2 separate regions of the Homo sapiens genome follow, and region 2 is linked to region 1. The links are chromatin contacts, found by Hi-C or POLR2A ChIA-PET in ENCODE. All regions are on one chromosome and are shown on one strand. The core of a region is the stretch at or near the end of the contact, and the rest is flanking DNA. Distances in the headings are between cores, read along the strand shown.

What was found. A loop is a pair of places that touch in the nucleus more often than their neighbours do. ChIA-PET counts read pairs that join two places held with the same protein, here RNA polymerase II (POLR2A). Pooled maps may share reads with other maps.
Region 2: a map of ascending aorta shows a loop between it and region 1 (3-fold over the local background). The contact joins two enhancer-like sites. A Hi-C loop is called at or near these places in 12 of 168 maps with a recorded cell type or tissue (Right ventricle myocardium inferior, aorta, ascending aorta and 6 more), 2 of 37 single-sample maps with no recorded cell type and 17 of 50 pooled maps. POLR2A ChIA-PET finds 5 or more read pairs at or near these places in 5 of 52 experiments (A549, AG04450, H1 and 2 more).

The regions. Positions count from the first base shown.
Region 1 is chr20:17,794,163-17,799,680 of GRCh38, forward strand. No RefSeq gene overlaps it. Among named protein-coding and RNA genes, the nearest start is that of BANF2, 97 kb to the left of the region's middle. Within about 2 kb of position 2,194, at least 15 of the 41 ENCODE cell types and tissues checked have a DNase peak (open chromatin) inside an H3K27ac peak, as active enhancers do; they include heart left ventricle, heart right ventricle, psoas muscle and 1 more, where a contact is called at or near this core.
Region 2 is chr20:17,835,070-17,840,222 of GRCh38, forward strand. All of the region lies in intron 1 of LOC107985440 (a long non-coding RNA gene), which reads right to left. Among named protein-coding and RNA genes, the nearest start is that of SNORD17, 130 kb to the right of the region's middle. RefSeq lists an enhancer at 81-658. Within about 2 kb of position 1,407, at least 16 of the 41 ENCODE cell types and tissues checked have a DNase peak (open chromatin) inside an H3K27ac peak, as active enhancers do; they include heart left ventricle, heart right ventricle, psoas muscle and 1 more, where a contact is called at or near this core.

The DNA.
Region 1 (5,518 bases), core at 944-3,443:
GCCTTTGTCCACATGACCACCAGTTGTGGCCATGGGCTGCCCGGGAGCCCCAGTGCCCAAGGGCAGGTCCCTGAAGGTATCAGGGGTGAGCCATTCACAGCAAAGCACACAGACCTTGGAAAAGGACCTCAGTGGGCCTGGAAGTGGGAGAAGAGATGAGGGTGTACAGTTCATTACATTCACCAATAATTCATATAAGACGCTGCAGGATTCATTGCTGAGGCACTGGATTTTGACCCCACAGAGAGAAAATGGATATGGTAGCCCAGCATACATAGCTGTAGGGACATTTCCTAGACCCCAGCTTCTAGGGCAGCCATCAAGGGTGCAATTTAACATTCCTGCCAATGTCCAGGCAGGCAGCAGTGGTTGTCCACAGACCAGGAAAAGGCAATTGTTTTCTTCATGAAAAAAGGCCCCAAGCCAGCACTTTTCATGCCAAACTACTGGCGGAAGCCAGCGGGCAGCCAGCCATGCCAGGGTTCTTGGAGCACAGAACCAAACAAGGTGGCTCAGCCCCCAACTGGATGCCAGGATAGGTTGGCTGGAGGAGGTCTGTAAGTACCACCGTGGCCATTCAGTGACAGCACAAAAGGATGCCTTGGTCCTCTCCTCTGGGTGCCCTTTGACCTTTTCTTTGAGAACCCCGGCTCCCCACCCATCTGCCTCCCCCTACCTCTATCTCTGCCACAATGTCTTCATTCCTTGTATTTTCCTATTGGCTTTTCTCCTGCTCTTCTCCTGACTTAGGGATGCAGAAGGCCCACAGGCACTTGGAGCATTGCTCAGCCACACAGGCCCCTCAGAGACAAAGAGGAATTTCCCTCATGACCTGGAGGACAAGATGGAGGGAAGGAGGGAAATTTAATCACAAGGTGGCAAAACTTTTTCTATTAAGGACCTGAAAGAAAATATTTTAGACTTTACAGGCCATGTGGTCTCTATTACAACAACCCAATTCCACCATTGTAGCATGAAAGCAGCCATAGACAATGCATAAATGAATGGGCCTTTGAATGGCAGTGTTCTAATAAAACTTTATTTACACAAACAGGCAGAGGGCCAGCTTTGACCTTTGGGTGTAGTTTGCAGACCCCTGGTTTACATGTTCCCAGAATCCAACAAGTTAGAATTAAAGGAACTTTAGAGATCATCCAGGCCAGGGAGGGCAGACAGGTTTCAAACCCATCTGCCAACTCTGAGTGCTCAGTGATGATTCCCTGATTTGCTGTGTTGAGGATTCTGAGGCCAACATCTAGCTTGGAGGGAAAGTGCCATAATAGTACCCTATGCCGTGGGCAGGGAGAGAGGAGTGGCAGCACAAGTGCCCCAGATTAGCTGCTTGATTAACCAAACACTTTCATTTCACATACAAACAGCTGGATCCCAGAGAGGTTAAGCGATTTGCCCAAGGCCACAGAACTGGCCAGAGAGTTGCTTGTCAACCGGCTTCTTCATGTTACTCTGCAGCAAAATGGAAAGCTGCATTTATTCCATTGCCTCATCACCACACATCTAAGCCAAATAATTTTCATGGTCCCTGGAGAGCAAAGGGTCAGAAGCCAGGGCCCCAGCCAGTCCTCGATTTGTGAGAATTGATGTTTTGGGGGCTTTCACAACTATAAAAAAAAGTCGCATTTGTGATGTCTGAAAAATTAGGAGACTGGCTTCAGAGAGTACTGCCTGACAGATCCTGGTCATGGTCGGGCATGAAGTAGCCCCAGCATTAAGCTGTAGCTTCCCTTTTTCAGCAAGAAATGCTTTGCAAGCACCATGGTCACTATCTCATGAGCCCCATAAGGCTAATGCCAATCAAGCATCAAGCTCTGGTATTTCTCACCCATGTGTCTATTTCCTAAGATTCTCAACAGCTGTGACTATCAGATAATAACTGCCATGGTCTTTATTAATCTTGATTAATAAGCAACTGTAGTAACAACTCTGAAAACAGGATGCAGGTTGAGGTTTTGGAAGAAACTTTTAAAACCCTGGACTCTGTAAACTAGGTCATTTTTAAAAATCAGACTTTCTACTGTTAGAGTATGTCTGGTAGCAGAGCTTTGAAATTGCTTGGGCGTCAGTTACTTGGCTCTTAAATGGAGTAATGCTTACCTCATGGGCTGTTGCAACATTCAGTTAAATAACAGATGACAGCCAAAGCCCACATGCCCAGGTCCACTCTGGAGGTCACTTACAGCTGCTGTTGGCAGTCCAGGCCATGCCAAGGGCTCTTTCCAGCACCTGCATCTATCTCTTCGGGTGTTCTCTATGCCCCTGCCCCAGTACCTCCCACCCCAGAGTGTTCAGCTCACACTCAACACAGGCTAGAGAAACCAGGGCAAGACTGCTCCTAGGGGCAGCCTCCAAGCAAGGAGGACTGCTAGGAGGTAGTGAAAAGGACTCTTGTGTCCTTGCCTTTCTGTGTACAGTTTTGAGGGATAGTTTGGTTTGATAAAACTTTATACAGTGTCTTAGAAGGCCCACAGGGATACCTGAGCCCTATTTCCTTCTCTCACTAATACACCCCCTTCTTGATTTTCTTTCCTTCCCTGCCTCACTTCTTCCCTCCCAGTGCATCCTGGGGTCATCTCTCAAATAAATGGCCTAAGCTCAAGTCTTTGTGTCAGGGGCATCCTGAGATACATTTAATTGTAATTTTTATTTTTTAGAGATGGGGCCTCACTATGTTGCCCTGTCTGGTCTTGAACTCCTAGCCTCCAGTAATCTTCTTGCGTCAGCCTCTCAAGTTGCTGGGATCACAGGCATGTACCACTGCATCTAAATCAGAGATACATTTGGATTTAGGAAAGGGAGTGGCTGGAAAGGAAGCAAGAACATGCATGTGTCCCCCATCCCAACACCATGGAAGAGGATGAGAGGGTTAAAGCTGCCGGCAGCTACGGAGCATCCGATAATGCAATACAAGAACTATCCCTGTCAATGAGCAGGAAGCTGACAGGGCTAATAGCAGCCAAGCAACTTTCTTTCCAGGCTGCTTTTCTATTCCTCTTCTGCTGGTTCCTCTGGGGAGGTCCCATTCATGACACAGTTCTGGTGGGTTTGAAAATCACGACACCCAACTCCACCACATCAAACACTCTGAGGTTGATATGGGAGAGACCGTAAATGAAGCTTGTACACCTGGGTTATTCACTGGCAGGGTGGGGCTGCAAATGCCTGGCATTTTGTCTGCCACGTGAACAGAGCTTGCATGCAGAATGAAGGTAAATAGAGGTAAGATGAGATGAGAGAGAGAGCCCATATCATCAGAGCCACTGAATCCAGCTATGACTTTGGAATCTGGTGGTTACTAGAGTCAACACAAACACATTCCCTTTATGTTTATTTGAGTTGCATTTCTGTCACTTGCAACCAAAAGGGTCCTGACCAAAAAAAGACATTTCAGTTGTGCCTCCCTGGAATTATTTCTTTTCCTGAAAAAGCCACGCTGTTCGGCATAACTGCTTTCCTCCTGCACCACAAGGGATAAGAATTTAATCAATTACTTAACATGGAGAGATTGAAGTTTTACCCATCCAGGTTTCCATTCAGGGACCCATCCATCTGTTTCTTATTTAAAGGTCTTATCAAGCGTGTGTTTTAATTTGTGTTCCCTCAAAACAAACCCTGGTGCAAGGATTCAGTTATGAGAGTAGTGAGCTGCTCAGGCAGACTCTGCCTGGGACCTTCTCATCCACTCATCCTGTAGAGCTGTTCCAGATGAAATTTACTTAACTACAAAGAACAGGACGCCCAAGTAACACTGGCTGAAAAAAAATGAAAACACAATTCTTTCATAAAATAAGAAGGCTGTGGGAGGAGATTTTGCAGTAGCAGCCCAATGACAAGGGAAAGGACCCTGGGTTTTTCTGTTATTTCTCCACTGCCAACCTCAGTGTGTTGGTTTGTCAGCCTCTTGCTTATCACCTTCTGGTCACAAGATGGCTGCTGCAGCCCCCAACATCACAACCACATACAAGGTCAGGAAGCATAGTGGGGCAGGGGCATTACAGCAGACATTATTGGAGCTCATCGCCTATCCCTCCATTTTATTATTTCAGTAGGCTCCAGTCAATTCCAAACTGCCTTAACCTGAGGGCTTTTCCCTAAAACCTCAGAAAACTGCTCTGCCCATGGACATCAGGTCAGAAGTGCCCCCCAAAATTCATATTCCTCCAGAGAAAGTCCTAACCAATGATTGAGGGGGAGTAGCTATAAAAGTACCTTAGTTCCCTCATTGCTCCAAGGGATAACCACAAGGCATGTGACTTACACCTTTTCCAAAAATGTCCCTGCATGATTAAGCTTAGTTCTCCACAGTAAAACCTGCTCTATAATGCACGCTTTGTTAAATATTTTTCCTTCCCTGTCTCACTTCCCTACTCCCTTGCTAGTGTTTTCCTGGGATTATGTTCCCAGAAAACTACTTACCCTATAATTCTTGTTTCAGGGAATGCTTCGGTGAGGGTTTGGGGGTGGGGACAAAGTAAGACAGCTCTTCTTTTTATCAAGGAGGGAAAATCTTGCCAGAAATTCCCCAGTAGACTTCCTCTTGACCATACCTGAGTTACCTGCCCCACCCCTGCCTCCAGCTGCCCTGGAGGAGTTGAAACAGTGAGCATCTGCAAAGTGCAGCAGGGCAGTTACATCTTTGGAAGTTGAGCTCACTGCCCACTCCCCCACCCCCAAATCAGGGTTTAGTCAGCAAAGTGAGTGAAATGGGCAATGACTGTTGAGTGGGCAACTTATGGAATGCCAGGTTCTGTTCAATCATTTTAAATCAGTGACTGAGATAATAAGGTAAAGGTCATTCTTGGCAAGTATGCAGTAGACAGGAAACCGTGGAGAGTAAGTAGCAAGTGTGCTGAGCAACAGAATGAGGAGCCTCAATAAACTCTGCAGAGCAGTGGACTGAAGGATCCTGCTGCAGGCCGGTGGGAGTTAGTGTAACAGCCTGGAGCTAGGGCCCAAAAGGAAAACAAAAACAACAACACAAGCATAAGATGGACAAGCGAAGGCTTATCAAGAACACACTGATGGGCTGGGCGCAGTGGCTAGCGCCTGTAATCCCAGCACTTCAGAAAGCCAAGGCAGGCAGATTGCTTGAGGTCAAGAGTCTGAGACCAGCCTGGCCAACATGGTGAAACCCCATCTCTACTGAAAATACAAAAATTAGCCAAGCATGGTGGCAGGCACCTGTAATCCCAACTACTCATGACCCAAGATGGCGCCACTGCACTCCAACTTGGGCAAAAGAGCAAAACTCCTTCTCAAAACAAAACAAAACAACAACAACAAAAAACACTGACAAAGACATATGGGGTAGCTTCAAGTGTCAGCAATGTGGTGTGCCTGCTGACTTCCAGCAGCATCACAGGTGATGTGTACTAAATATCTGTGCCCCTCCAAATTCATATGTTGATTCCTAATCTCCAATGCAATGATACTTGGACGTAAGGCCTTTGGGAGGTCATTTGGGTTAGATTAGGTCATACCATTATAAAAAGAGGAGGAGACA
Region 2 (5,153 bases), core at 157-2,656, 40 kb after region 1:
ATGAAGCAGTACTTTATGTGCTGATATGAAATTATCTTCAAAATATATTAACATACATATATGCTCTTGCTTGCATAAAATGTCTCTGGAAAACGCACAGGGCACTGGTTGCCTCTGCAGGGGGGAAATGGAGGCAGGGAGAGAGGCCACTTATGTTCGTGTTTGATTGCATTAACATGCACATGTATTACCTATTTTTAAAAATAACATTTCTATAGTTATTACACTTGGGTAGGTCGGCTGTGGCTTCCCTAAGGATAAGGTTAGTTCCTCGATTCAGGAGCCAAATGCCAAAGGGACTCCAACAGTGATTCACGTTTGGAAACAGCCCGCGGGAATCTGTGCTGACTCATCGGAGGACCCAGTGGAACATGGCAGCTCCAAGGCAGAGCCAGCCTGAAACCCTGTGAACATGCTTTAGGACAACCAGACGGTCAGAGCGAGATGGGGTCAGGGTGGGGGACACCCTGAGCCAAGGAGCCAGTGACTTCCAGAAGAGTGAGGAGAAAATTCAAGGCTTTCCTCATGAAAGGGGGCAGAGCCGGGACAACATTCAAGGAGGCCAGGGGGATGTTGAGGGGGCCTGGCTGGAGGGCCTGGCAGGTGCATGGAGAGCCCCTTCCCAGACAAAGACCTGGGCCCAGTCCCTGAGAAGCACTGAGGCACCCACCAGGCTGGAAGCAGAGCCCTTCCCGCCCCCGCCCCGGCCACATCCACAGTTTGCTGGCATTTGCTGGCCTCCACCTCAGGCCCAGCTGAGTCAAGGAATTCCAAGGAACAGCCACCTCTTCCCATGCCCATCAAGGCGACCTTCCATGGTTTCCGTGGGACGTTTGGTCACACTGGGCTCAGAAATCTGCACTCTGTAAACTCACCGGTTTCTCCGTGACTGGGGTTTCCCTTTGTGCCTCAGTGTTCCTTTGGGAAATGTTCAACCTTTTTTTGGCCTAGTTAAGGAGAAAGGAATTTTTCCAGACTCAGTCAGAGATGTTGGCTCAGCTTGATTGGGAGGGAAGGGTGATTTTAATAAGGCCGGGGGTGGTAGTGGGGACAATGTGTGACCCCCCCGGGAAGTGGGACCGCACACGGTACCGGGGTGGGCAGTTCTGGCTCCTCCTGACCTGGCTGTCCCTCCCCAGTGCCATGAGTTTTGAGCCTGGTTGCCTTGGTGACCCGTTTTCAGTCCTTATTCACCTCCTAACCATCTCATGTTCTCTCGAGCCTCCTTCCATCCCCAGCACAGTCCACACACAATGTAAGTGCTCAAAAGTCGAACTGTAGCACTGAGTTGAGGGGTGGTCAGCCCCGGTGAGCCCTGGTGTCTCATCATGGTTTCCCCATGGCTGTCTCCACCCCTCTTCCAGAAAAGCTATTGAGAAATGGAACTCTTTGACATCACCCCTAGCTAAAGTTGCTGAAAACAGCTCAGAGGAGTGAATTCCACAGAGCCCTATGCCCCGCCTAGATTCCTGGGGCTTCTTGTCTCATGGAGTCTGCAGAGCCGCGTCCAGACCCCTCATCCTGGACCGCTACCCGGCATCGGCCTCCTCCACGTAGTCTTCTTGCTCCCACTGCAATCTGACTTTCTGCCAAACCATTTCCCTCCTGGCTTCAAACTTTTGTCGGGAAAGAGATGAAATCAGCACTTGGAGAGCTGGAAAGGGAAAAACAGCTGCTTTTCACAAAATGGGCTAGGGAGGGGGAAGCGGAGCAGCACAGCTGGATCTTGGTGGGAAAGCCAGAGTCTGGTGGGAACGTACAGCTCACAGCAGGAGAGACAAACACACAAACCTAGAGGGGCCCAGCGGCAGCAGCTCAGGGGCTTGCTTGCCAATGGCACCTTGTGCCGTATTCTTCAGATACAGTCACATCTCATATCCACATTAACCATCCTAGGGCTGTAGAGATTTTCTCCATTTTAGAGAGGTAGGCACAAAAAAAAAAAAAAGATTTCTCTTTCCCCTTAGTTCTCCTATAAGAATAATTATAGTGCGTGTGCTTGGGACAAATAGAGAGTGGTGGGGCCTGTGGCATCAAGGCCGCCAGGTAAAATTGCTCAGGTTGGGCGGACTCTGTGGCATCTTGCAACTGTGGCCGTGTGGCTATGTGGGCCTCTGATAACAACTATGATTTTTCAAGAGGAGCCAGGGATCTGGATTTTTATTTAAAAATTACCTGAGATTTAAACATTGGCAACTAATTCAGAAGCTTTACGGTATTGAGCAGTCAGTAGTACACTGTGGGCCAAGCAAAACATGTCTGTGGGTAGAGTTGGGGCTGAGGGCTGGAGTTTGAGTCCTCCTTTATGGGTGAGAACTGACACATGTACCCCAGCCAGGAGCAGGCATTGTCAGCACTCTACCCATCCCCCAAATCCCTTCCTCCCTTTTTTGTTTCCGTGACCCCTCCAGCTCCGAAGGGCTTTCACTTCCTGCAGTATGCACCTGACTTACCTCATGGTATAACCTGTTTCTTACCATTCCACTTTTCACCTGCCTTCCTCAATGATAACTCTAACATAATAGTACATAATAGTTGTTTTTTGTTTGGTTGGTTTTTTGTTTTTTTTGTTTTTTTTTTGAGACAGAGTCTCACTGTCGCCCAGCCTGGAGTGCAGTGGTACGATCTCAGCTTGCTGCAACCTCCACCTCCCGGGTTCAAGCAATTCTCCTGCCTCAGCCTCCCAAGTAACTGGGACTAAGGTGCCCACCACTACACCCAGCTAATTTTTTGTATTTTTAGTAGAAATGGGGTTTTGCCATGTTGGCCAGGCTAGTCTTGAACTCCTGATCTCAAGTGATTCGCCCGCCTTGGCCTCCCAAAGTGCTGAGATTACAGGTGTGAGCCACTGTGCCCGGCCTAACATAAGAGTATTTTAAAATATCAGTGGCTTATCAGGCACGATGCTAGGTGCTTGACATAAATATTGGTTTAAAATCAACACATCTAAGGGAGATCACATTAATGCTTCATTTACTAAATGTCTAATGGTTTTTGAGTTGTAAGGCAAGGTTTCAAAAGCCTAATCAATTTATATATATATAAAGTTAACATGTCCACATCCTTATGATGCAGGTAATGGGATTATTCACTTTTTTTTTTTTTTTTCAGACGGAGTCTGGCACTGTCACCCAGGCTGGAGGGCAATGGCGCGATCTCAGCTCACTGCAATCTCCGCCTCCCAGGTTCAAGCGATTCTCCTGCCTCAGCCTCCCAAATAGCTAGGATTATAGGTGCCCGTCACCATACCTGGCTAATTTTTTGTATTTTCAGTAGAGACTGGGTTTCACTATGTTGACCAGGCTGGTCTTGAACTCCTGATCTCGTGATCCACCTGCCTCAGCCTCCCAAAGTGCTGGGATTACAGGTGTGAGCCACTGCGCCCGGCCTATTCACATTTTATGTATAAGGAAAGTGAGGCCCAAAGACATCTGACCACAGCTTATAAGCAGCATTTCCTGGGGATCTTCTTCAGAGGGCTCCCTTCACCTTGCTTGGAGGGACAGAGAGCCCAAGGTGCCTAGAAATTTGCATTCTCCTCCCACACCTGCAATCCTTGTCCAATGACTAATGGGCACAAGAATTTGAAAGTCCAGCTCCCTTGCCTTGGGTTAAGATTAACTGAAGTGTCCCCTGCACTCAGAGCTCCCCCTCAGGATCAGGCTGAAAAGCCGTCATCTGTAGGATGTCGCCTGTGATCACCCCTGGCTTGGATTCCTCTCTACCCCAACCTGCTTCCTTCAGCCCCTTCCCAGTTTGCCCTGGGAGCACTTCCTTAATAAATCGCAGGCACACGAGACCTTGTCCCAGATCTGTTCTGGAAGAATCCACACTTAGGCACAGCCAAGGCTAATGGGCAACTCCTCTTACAGGAGAGAAAGAATCACCCTGCCAGGGGCTGGTACAATTGTTTGAGAGCCTCGGAGGACATAGGCTATAAAAGGACATTGCTTTCTCTGAGAACCAAGTAGCATGCTGGGGCCCCTCCTGCAGCCTCTCTGCTCTCCCACCCCACCCCTTCCTCCACACATCATCCCTCCATATAGATGTGTCATTGCTGCCAAGCATCCTTCCACCCTTCCCGCTGCCCTGGCAACCACGAAGATGGTGTGTGTCTGACCCTGCCCTAGCTCCAGAGTCCTGACTGGAGTAAGTCTTAGCTACCTTGTCATAGTGGTTGGTACAAATAACCCAGACTGAAGTCACTTCGCATATGAGATTCCCATGGAACACCACAGGGAGTGGCCCAGAGGCTGGGAACACAAATTCAATCTCGAGGGTGTACAGGCTTGGAACATGGGGAAATCCAGCAGAAAATCAAGTGGATCTACAGAAATGGGCAGACAAGAAAAGTGAAAGGAAAGGACACCAGAGCCCAAACCTGGCTTCTGTTGCTTGCCAACAAAAGCATTGTGACAATTCCCAGGACTCCCAGAGACCTGTTGTGTGTTTTGGAAATTCACAGAGCACCTAAGACTGAGCAGAAATACAGAGGAGGTAGACACTGGTCCAGTGTGGCTGGTAGATGCTGACGGTGGGAAGCACAGGATCTGCCCAGGGTGTTGGGTGCTTCTGCAGAAGGATCAGCCCTGCCATGAACATGAAAACCCCTTGCCTGATCCCTGCAGCTCCAGCCAGTCACTAAATGACAGCCATGTGACTACTGTGTGTGATGGGCTCACCAAGTGCATCCGATACAGCTTGTGAATTCAAGGACCTTGCAATCTAGTTAGAGGGACCACATTGGCTGCATAGGGTGGGGGTAAGGGCATGGTTTGGGGATCAGATGGACTTGGGTCTGGGTAGCACCAAATCTCTGTGGGCCTCAAGTTCCTTATACGCAAATGAGAGATAATACCATTATCTACACCATAAGGATGTGTTGACTTTTGAAAAATATATTTTTATAATTAATCAGGCTTTGAAACCTTGACTCACATATAATTCAAAATCATTAGACATTTTGTAAATGAAGCATTCATTTGATCTTTAGATGTGCTGACTTTTAAACAATATTTATGTCAAGTACCCAGCATCATGCCTGATGAGCAATTAATATTTTAAAATGTTGACTATTATATTAGAGTTATCATTAATGAAGGCAGGTGAAAAGTGAAATGGTAAGAAACAGCTTATGCTGTGCCCTAAGTGAC